Linked DNA regions of Homo sapiens: all the other regions are linked to region 1. Evidence: chromatin loops called from intact Hi-C (ENCODE). Cell type or tissue: B cell. All regions are shown on one strand.

Region 1 (2,500 bases):
TGGGCTCAAACCTGACTAATCATAACATGTAGATGATGATGATGATCTTCCTCTTAGGGGTCGAAGTGAGGATTAGATAAATGCCACATTAAAAAGTGCATACAGCAACAGCACATAGTGTGACTTCAAAGAATATTGGCTAGTATTACTATTGCTTTATCAAGCTCCAGACCCTGATTCGGGGATCCCTTTTTCCATGTTCTCTTCTTCTCTGGTGCTATCCCTCTCTCCTTCCTTGTCTTCTCCAGGCCAACACACAAAGTCAGCTCAAAGATATGGCTGACTTACCAAAAATGCGAGGGCATGTCAAAGTACTAAGTCCACCTAGTTGTGATAAATTGCAGACTCATATTATGCAGTGGGCTTGGCATATTTTGAAAGCATTAAATAGTCCCTTTAAGGGTCTGTCTGGTATCCCCCTTCAATTCTATAGCTCTCTTCTTTTGGCCCCAAACCTGGGGTTAAAGAGCTCCTTGTTCCTTCCCTCTCAAGTCCTGAATTGAGCTATTTGCTATCCTTTCTGTGGGCACAGTCCTTTCATTTGGGACCCTAGGATTACTGCTGTTGGTTTCTCATTGAAATTGCACCATCTGCATTATAATAACCTAAGATACCTTTCAAAACACAGATTTCTGGATCATACCTGTATTTTTAACAAGCTTCCTAGGTAATTATCACAGGTCCTAAACTTCGAGAGCCACTGAGTGGGCCCTAAAACAGCTAGCTTTAATTCTTTAATTCATTCATTTATTTATCAAGCAATTGCTAAGCATCTGCTATGTGCAAGGCACTAAACTAGGAGCTAGAGAGAGAGAGAGAAAGCAGGGCCGGTCCCTGCTCATGGGGTTGGCTCTCACAGACACAGCTTCTCACTTTGCATCATATTCCAGCCCAGCCCAAGGTCTCGGGTAGAAGTTGCCCTCCCTGCCTTTCCTTTGTGTGCTGCCAGAAATCCCCAGACCCTGGGCTTCAGAGCAGAAAGTTCTAACAATCACCAACTCTGACTCCACCCACAGTCCAAAAAGCACTACATTTTTCTGCCTTCAGGTGTCATCGTCACACCAGTAATTGCTGAAAGGCTCACCCTTTTTTCAATTCCAGTGAGCCTCCGTTTTTAAAGCTAGCCCTTCCTCTTTAAGAATGTATTATTTTGGGCTGGGGGCAGTGGCTCACGCCTGTAATCCGAGCACTTTGGGAGGCTGAGGAGGGCGGATCACCTGAGGTCAGCAGTTCAAGACCAGCCTGGCCAACATGGTGAAACCCCGTCTCCACCAAAAATATAAAAATTAGCCCGGCGTGGTGGCGGGCACCTATAATCCCAGCTACTCAGGAGGCTGAGGCAGGAGAATCAATTGAACCTGGGAGGCAGTGGTTGCAGTGAGCAGAGATCATGCCATTGCACTCCAGCCTGGGCGACAAGAGCAAAACTCCATCTCAAAAAAAAAAAAAAAGAAAGAAAAGAAAAAGAAAAAAGAAAAGAATGCATTATTCTGAGGGAAAAAAAAACCTTCCCCAATAGCCCTGGGGAAATCCTGAGGAGCTTTGAATAAGAATTAGCAAAACTTCAAAACTCCACATTTCTATTTTTTATAATTGAAAACATCCAGTCCCTTTGGGGAAAAAGAGGTCCTCTCTCAATGAAAACGACTTTAAGAAAAATTGACTACTTACTACCTGTAACATTTCACAAGTTTTATTTATCTTATTTATTTATTTAATTATTTTTGAGTGAAGTCTCACTGTGTCACCCAGGCTGGAGTGCAGTCGCCCGATCTTGGCTCACTGCAACCTCCACTTCCCAGGTTCAAATGATTCTTCTGCCTCAGCCTCCCAAGTAACTGGGACTACAGGTTTGCACCACCACGCCCAGCTAATTTTTGTATTTTTAGTAGAGATGGGGTTTCACCATCTTGGCTAGGCTGATCTCGAACTCTTGACCTCAAGTGATCCTCCCACCTCAGCCTTCCAAAGTGCTGGGATTACAGGCGTGAGCCACTGCGCCCGGCCACAAATTTTATTCTTTTAAGTCGGTGGTAGTATAATAACAATGAAAGCTAAATGGTTTCAGTACCGGATTATCCCAACTGTCTCTCATCTCTCCCTTTCATTTGTCTTGTTGTTTCATATGCAGAAATTTAACATATAATAAAGCAAAATAAGAATTATTATTTCAGAGAAAAATCTAAATTGTAGATTTACATTTAACATTTTTTGAATACAACATATAATTCTTGCCTTCTTCGGAGCAGTTACTGAAAAGAAAACATGTTCCTTCCGTTTTCACAGAATATCTAAATACACACCTTCCATGAGTTCTGTCGAGGTGGACAAAGCAGTGGAGATGGCCTTGCAGGCCTGGAGTAGCGCCGTCCCTCTGAGCTTTGTCAGAATAAACTCAGGAGAAGCGGATATTATGATATCTTTTGAAAATGGAGGTATTGTGGTACTTGGATTCCATCTACTAATTCAAAGGAGAGTTGTCCCAATACTGTTCCTTCTA
Region 2 (2,500 bases), 270 kb after region 1:
TTCTGTGGTAAGACTTTGGGTTTTAATTTTCATAAAACCCTTCATTAGGGTTTTGGAACTAGAGAGGATCCAATAGCTCCCTTGATTTAATCAGTTTATTTTGTATATGAGCACTCAGCCAAGGTAATTGCTAAAAAGATTTTTATAGATAATATTGAGACTCTTAAAATCCAAGACAGCTTTAAAATGTTGGCATCTGTATCAAAAGTCAGGTTTTAAAAATTTACAGAAATATTATTTAAAGGCTTAATTAGTAAACCTTAATAATTTAATGTAAATTAGAATTTCAGCAACTCCAGTTTCAAAAATCAATGAATTAAAAGTTAGGAAAATAAAGGTGTTAAAGACGGCCTGAGTATATTGGGCGCATATTGTTTGCTTCTTCACGTCAGTCTGGGACCATTAGCTCAAAACTTACCTTATCTAAGCTCAAAATTTTATCCATGTAATTGCTCAAATGTAGCTCCGATGGGCCGGGTGCAGTGGCTTACGCCTGTAATCACGGCACTTTGGGAGGCCAAGGCAGGCAGATTGCCTGAGGTCAGGAGTTTGAGACCAGCCTGGCCAACATGGTGAAACCCCATCTCTACTAAAAATTACAAAAATTATCCGGGCATGGTGGTGCATGCCTGTAGTCCCAGCTACTTGGGAGGCTGAGGCAGGAGAATCTCTTCAACCCAGGAGGTGGAGGTTGCAGTGAGACATTGCACTCCAGCCTGGGATACAGAGCAACACTCCATCTCAAAGAAAAAAAAAAGTATATATATATATATATATATATATATATATATATATATATATACATACACACACACACACACACACACACACACACACATAGCTCAGATGGCCATGTTTTTAGCCATTTAGAGTCTGCCTGCTAGCCAAAGATAAAACCGTACCTGGCATCTGTTAACCAAAGATAAGACAAAGCATAGAGCTATAAAAGACCCCAAACCTCTGCTGCCCTTCCAAGTTCTCTAACTCAGAGACTCCCTATCTTATCTTGTAGCTGTACAACATCCTAGACAGATAAACCCCATTTCTGCTTCTCCCCTACCCCAGGAGTAGTTCCCTTGCCTTCTTCCCCTTCTGCATGGTGGCCATACACCTCTGCCTCTGGAAGGTGTCCAGCTGTGAGGGATGTCCTCCTTACATGCAGTCTGTCAAGCACCACCCAAATAAAGCTTGTTGCATGCTACTGCCACCTTGTGGTCACATCTCTTCTTTGATCAGCCCCAAAATCCTTGAACTCAGAAAAACCTTATGTTTAGGAGAAAATAGTCACAAGAAATACTGACAAACACAAGGCAGAGAGGACCTTGTTCTTCCTGTACATATTTCCTGTCAAGGAAGGAAAAAAGAATTCTAGGATCCCAAAAGCCGATGGAAGTCCAGGAAAAGCCTTTCCTATGGATTTCCAGAAGGCAATCATGCAAGGGACTAAGCCCACAGAGGCACAGAGATGTTAAATAATTGCCCAAGCTTACTCTGCTGTGATTGGAATCCGAAGACTGAACTTTCAATTCCTGTGCTACTGCCTCTCCTAAATTACAGTGTCTCAAATCAGATAATGAATATAGACACTTAGTACATTTGAGTTCCATAAATATCAAGCTGGGCGTGGTGGCTCACGCCTGTAATCCCGGCACTTTGGGAGGCTGAGGTGGGTGGATCACTGGAAGCCAGGATTTCAAGACCAGCCTGGCCAACATGACGAAACCCCGTCTCTACTAAAAATACAAAAACCAGGTGTGGTGATGCACACCTGTAATCCCAGCAACTTGGGAGGCTGAGGCATGAGAATTACTTGAGCCTGGGAGTCGGAGGTTGCAGTGAGCTGAGATCACACCATTGCACTCCAGCCTGGGCAACAGAGTTAGACTCTGTCTCAAAAACAAGAACAAAACAAAATACCAAAAGTAAATAAATGTCAGTTAATTGTTGTTATTAAGATTCTAATGCCTATATCTGTACCTTATGCTCTTTCCAGAGTTGAAATGCCATGCCTCCTCATCAGAAATCAGTTCCAATTCCCATCTCCTACATGAATCCTTTTAAACTAGGGTGATCTTTCCTCTCTAAAGATTCCTTTTGATATCTAAAGGCAGAATTTGGCCCATGATCTACTTTATCAATTATTCTGCCTTAGTACTTTATCAGCAGTGGTATTTAAAGAGGAAGAAATCTCTCACATTCCATGTTCACTCACAGGAAGCCATTCATTCATTCATTTACTCAATAAGGGTCTTTTCTGTCAGGCCCTGTGCTCAGTGCTACACATATAATGGTGAACAGAAAACATGATTATTGTCCTCGTGGAAAATTTGACAACAGACTATGGCATTAAAAACTGTAAATATAAATTGTGTTAAGTGTTATGAAGAAAAAGAACAAAGGGTCTACTAAAGAGACTATCAAAGGGATATAATCTAGATGGGAGAAGTCAGAGAAAGACAGTCTGAGAAAGTAACATGGAGGCTGACACCTGAAGAATGAG
Region 3 (2,500 bases), 250 kb after region 1:
ATCCGAAAATAAATGTATAGAAAAAAGCGGCAGTCAATGGTTCTCAACTAGAAGCAATTGAAAGGGGTAGAAAAGGAGGGATGGTTTCGAAATGACTGGAGGACTGCTACCAGCAGTTAGTGGATGTGAAACAAGCATGGTGTCCTGTAACATGTGAGACAGTCCTAAGAGCTCCACTGAGAAACAATGCAGGTGACTAACATCCCCAAATACCTGATGCCATTTCTTCAGCTTGTTTTTCCTTCTCCTCTTCTCTTTTTTCATCTTCAGCATTAAGAAGTGCTGACACAATATCATTAACTGTTTTATAGTTCTCTCCAGTTGTCAGGATTTTACTTTGAACTGTTTGTTTCACCAGGTCTCTATTAAAGCCCATTTCCAAGGCAGATTTAACCACAGGTGTATTCATCATGACAGCATCTTCTGAAGAACTTTCTCCAGGTCCAAAATGAATAACTATTTGAAAAGAAACATGCTAATATTAAATTCCACAAACATAAACCTATGGAAAAAAGTATCATGGCACAATCTTTATTCATCCTTTACTCTCATATTCTGGTAAAGGAGATGAGCTATATGCATCGATTACCTATAACTCCAATAAAAGTTTGAACTTCATAATGGTCAAATGAGAATACAATTAATATGCTATACTTTTTACAAAACCCACCTCTCTGGCTACATCCTAGACTTACTTAATGAAAGATTCTCTAAGGATAAGAATTAGGAATCTGTATCTTTTGAATATTTCCCAAATGATTCTGATGTATAGTCATTTCTGGAAACCAATATGCTATACGAACTTAGAAGTGAGAAATAATCTTCTCCAGCCAGGAAAGTGGGGGGAAATCACAAAGACTTCATGGAAAAGTGGCGCATTAGAGTTTGGACTTGAAGGATGGACAGGGTCTAGACAAGTGGATTGCTGAGGTAGAGAGAATAACATAAACAAAAATGGGAAGTATAGTAAAATAGAAGATCAGTTCACCCAGAAGATGTAGTGAAAAAGTATGGCTTCAGAAGTAATTAAGGCAGTATGATTTTAGACAGTGACAGATGCTCTGAAGAAAAAAGTAGTGTAAGGTCATTAAAAGAAACCAGGAAGCAGGAAGTCATTTTAGATAGGGTAGTCAGGGAAGCATTTTCTGCTAAGAGTCAATGCTAGCCCATATGATACTTTTATGAAAAAATACAAAAAGACATAATTCTTCAAGACACTACTGCCATCTTCTGGAAACTTATAATAAATATACAACGTCAACAATGTCCCCTCTTGTTCAAACACGCGTGGAATCCGTGTCCGAAGAAATGGCACCAGAACAAAGATTTAAATAACAAGGAATGAGCTCTATTTCATTTTTAAGCGCATGCCTTGAGGAAATACTTTATGTTCAAGATAAGAGACACATTAGAGGATCATTACAGCAATATTTACAGCAGAAAAAAAAAAACAGAAAATAACAGGAATAGCTCTCAATAGGGAATGGATAAATAAAATGCAATATATGCTGGACTACTGTGAAAAAATTTAAAAATATACAAACGAACTAAACTGGTATATACCTAGCCCATGCTACTGAGCTCTGGGTATTAGAAGTTAGAAACAGAACTGTATGTAAGCATCAGAGGGGAATTTGGCATTGCCTACAGCATTTAGTTTTCTTTCCCTTATGAAGAATGTATACATCTATTACATGTAAAATTATTAATACTGGGGGGAAAAAGGAGTGAGCTATGGAAATATCTCAAAGAAGTCTTCTAAGCAAAGAGAACAGCAAGTGTAAAAACCTTAAATTGAGGGAAAAGCTTGACATGATCAAGAAACAGAAAGAAGGTGGTAGAAGGTAAAAAAAGGAGGACAATGCCCAGATAAGCAGAGGCTTCCTAAGAGTTTATATTTTATTCTAAGTTTGGTAGAATATTCTAGGAGTGTTTCAAGCATGCAACTGATAAAACTTGACTTGTGTTTTCAGAAGATGACTCTGGCAGCTCGGTGGAGATGTTACTTTAATGGGGTAAACCAGAATCAGGAAGACTTGTTAGGATGTTAGACACAGATGACGGTAGTTTGGATTAGGTTAATAGTGGTGGAGGGCCGGGCATGGTGGCTCATGCCTGTAATCCCAGCACTTTGGGAGCCAAGGCGGGCGGATCATGAGGTGAGGAGATCGAGACCATCCTGGCTAATCCAGTGAAACCCCATCTCTACTAAAAAAAAATACAAAAAATTAGCCGGGCGTGGTGGTGGGCGCCTGTAGTCCCAGCTACCTGGGAGGCTGAGGCAAGAGAATGGCGTGAACCCGGCGGGTGGAGCTTCCAGTGAGCCAAAATTGCGCCACTGCACTCCAGCCTGGGCAACAGAGCAAGACTCCATCTCAAAAAAAAAAAACAGTGGTGGAGATGGTGAGATGTAGTCAGATTTGGCATATGTTATGAAGACAGAAATGAAAAGACTTCTGATAGATTAAATATACAAACTAAAGGAAGGAGAGGAATCAGA
Region 4 (2,500 bases), 66 kb after region 1:
AGATTTTATTTTTCAGAGGAATCTTTGCTGGATCAAGTTATGAGCCATATTTTTCTGAGTCCTCTATCCCTTGCTCCCTCCATTTCTCCTCCCTTCCGCTTCTCCTTCCATTTCTCCTCCCCTCCCCTTCTCCTTCTTTCAACAAGCACATGTCCTTAGCTGCTTTATTGGGCACCTATGATGCATCAGGTACTGCCTAATCACTATAACATTCATTCTCACAACATCCCTGCACATACGTCTTCTCAATTCTATGCACAGTTCTCAAACTGCATGTTGAGAAACCTGAGCTGCAAATGTGAACCCACAGAATACTTCAAATTTTCAAGGGAAATACAGTGACACTCGATGTTTGCTGGACACTTCACAAACTGCTCGAAGTAGTTCACAATTTCAATAGTAGATGACGCTATATTCCATTAGATATCACTGAATTTTGCAAAGCTGGGTTTTCTGCTGTTGCTGTAATAAAAAGCAAACACTGTGAGGCCGGGTGCGGTGGCTCACGCCTGTAATCCCAGCACTTTGGGAGGCCAAGGTGGGCAGATCACGAGGTCAGAAGTTCGAGACCAGCCTGGCCAACATAGTGAAACCCCTTCTCTACTAAAAATTAGCTGGGCATGGTGGCAGATACCTGTAATCCCAGCTACTGAGGAGATTGAGGCAGGAAAATCACTTGAACTCGGAAGGCAGAAGTTGCAGTGAGCCAAGATCGCGCCACTGCACTCCAACCCAGGTGACAGTGCGAGATTCCGTCTCAAAAAAAAAAAAAAAGGAAACACTGAATGAAAATCAATTGACCTTATTCCAAAAATCAAGAAATTGTATGGTATCCAAAAGGCACACAAATTCCATCCATAAGGAATTGTGACTATTTAAGAATAAAATTAAAATTTATTTTTTCTTTCAGTTTATGGGTATTTTTTTTAAATAGCTACCAAGTTGTTGGGACATACTTAATAAGTTGATTTAGACCTAATTAAATAAACAGGACCGTTAATAAACAGGATTGTTGGTCATTTTTCTGGCCTAAGGGCACTATGAAAAAAATCACTAAGACCCGGGAGGCCAGAAACAAGAAAGTTTTAGACCTTCTATATTAACATGTTTGAGGTAAGAAATTAGGCCCAGGGAAGTTAATACCCTACCCACATCTAAATTTTGAGATTTCAATCCAGAGGTTCCTTATTTCAAAGTCCATGTTGTTTCTACCACCCTACATTGCCTCCTGCATGTCAGGCCACAAACCAGTTCTGTGAACACAAACCAGGGTCATGATCGGTCACCGCCTCAAGGGACTCATAAATGTGGTCAAGTGCGTTGTGGGTGCTGTACCAACACCTCCAGCATCATGCTACCCACACACATTATTTATAACCAACCAGGAACTTCAATTCTGCTTCCCCAATTCTCTGTCTGGCTCATAAGCATACTCCAAACACAGGTCCCTAAGGAAAAAGAATGTCCCTTATACAAAATAACTCTGCTAATAATGTATGGCAATGTGACATCATTTTAGGCAATCTGTGATGAGGCTACACATGCAGGTTGGGGAAGTTCAGTCAATGAAGCAGGCCCTGAAAAAGAAGAACTGGTGGAGTTTTGTATTTACCAAGCAGAACACTTCTAATGGTACAAACACCTTAGGAAATTCTCAGACTGAAATAACTAGTATGTAACATGATGTCAGACTTCCTTCCAAGGAATATATAAAACATTAGAGAATTCTTTCCTTCACCACAAATGAATACAACTTCCTCAAAACAAAAAAGTAGGCAAAAGAAAATCCTGATGGCAAAAGTATTGAATCGATTATTAAATGCCACAAAAAAAAATGTAGTGGCATGCTATATAATTTAATCATGATTTGCATTGAGAGGAAAAAGACCAAAAATAATCAAATGCAAATTATCAAAAAAAAAAAAAAAAAAAAAAAAACAGCTATTGAGTTTAAGGAAACGTAGGAGACTCTTCACATGACCAAGTAGCCAAACCTCTCACGTCACCTATGTCTTTTGCACCAATAGCTCTTCCCCAGCCCATACTTTCAGCCCTGTGGGAGTTCCCTATGACTAATGTAGGGTAGAAAAAATATTATTCCCTCTACCCTCCTAGGTTCTCTGGCTGAGGCCCTAAAAATTAGACCAACAAAGACAAATTCACAGTAAAAAGACAAACGTTGATTAACATGTGTTTACACAAAGGAGCATTCAGTGATGAGTACCTCAAAGCAGTAGTAAGAACTTGGATTTAAATAGCATCTTAACAGAAGAACAACAAATTTTTAGAGAAATGACAAAACAAAAGAAAAGGGCTTTGAGTTTCTATAGCTGCAAATTATGTGAAGGGAAATGCACAAGGGAACTAACTAATGGAAGATAATAGCTAGTTTACAAATTTATGTCACACTTTTAGGCAAATAGGGAAAAGGCAGAGAGCTTTTCTTGTATCTGCTTCTTCTCAATTGCCTTCAGCTTAATATGATCCTTATGCCAAAGTG

The links. Hi-C counts contacts between places; a loop is a spot of excess contacts. Peaks named below come from ENCODE experiments on the same cell type or tissue, not always from the same donor. Only the 100,000 strongest peaks of a DNase experiment are listed, where the experiment ranks them.
Region 2: a loop joins it to region 1, with 15 times the contacts of the local background. A loop is called at or near these places in 39 of 110 quality-filtered maps.
Region 3: it touches region 1 in a loop (19-fold over the local background); 14 of 110 quality-filtered maps call a loop at or near these places.
Region 4: it touches region 1 in a loop (6-fold over the local background); 4 of 110 quality-filtered maps call a loop at or near these places.

What each region holds. Positions count from the first base shown.
Region 1 is chr11:102,611,690-102,614,189 of GRCh38, reverse strand. MMP20 (matrix metallopeptidase 20) reads left to right here. Exons shown (of 10, transcript NM_004771.4): 3 at 2,287-2,435. Among named protein-coding and RNA genes, the nearest start is that of MMP20, 12 kb to the left of the region's middle. In B cell, CTCF peaks have their summits at 859 and 1,062; a DNase peak (open chromatin) is centred at 1,019; H3K4me3 peaks cover 290 bases.
Region 2 is chr11:102,340,647-102,343,146 of GRCh38, reverse strand. No RefSeq gene overlaps it. Among named protein-coding and RNA genes, the nearest start is that of BIRC2, 5.3 kb to the left of the region's middle. In B cell, CTCF peaks have their summits at 1,004 and 1,212 (motif pointing left); a DNase peak (open chromatin) is centred at 1,196; H3K27ac peaks cover 1,421 bases.
Region 3 is chr11:102,366,262-102,368,761 of GRCh38, reverse strand. BIRC2 (baculoviral IAP repeat containing 2) reads right to left here. Exons shown (of 9, transcript NM_001166.5): 6 at 214-456. Among named protein-coding and RNA genes, the nearest start is that of BIRC2, 20 kb to the right of the region's middle. In B cell, CTCF peaks have their summits at 983 and 1,182 (motif pointing left); DNase peaks (open chromatin) are centred at 121 and 1,141; H3K27ac peaks cover 864 bases.
Region 4 is chr11:102,546,129-102,548,628 of GRCh38, reverse strand. No RefSeq gene overlaps it. Among named protein-coding and RNA genes, the nearest start is that of MMP7, 17 kb to the right of the region's middle. RefSeq lists silencers at 1,281-1,330, 1,481-1,590. In B cell, no CTCF peak of the experiment used is centred here; DNase peaks (open chromatin) are centred at 1,438 and 1,998; H3K27ac peaks cover 1,663 bases.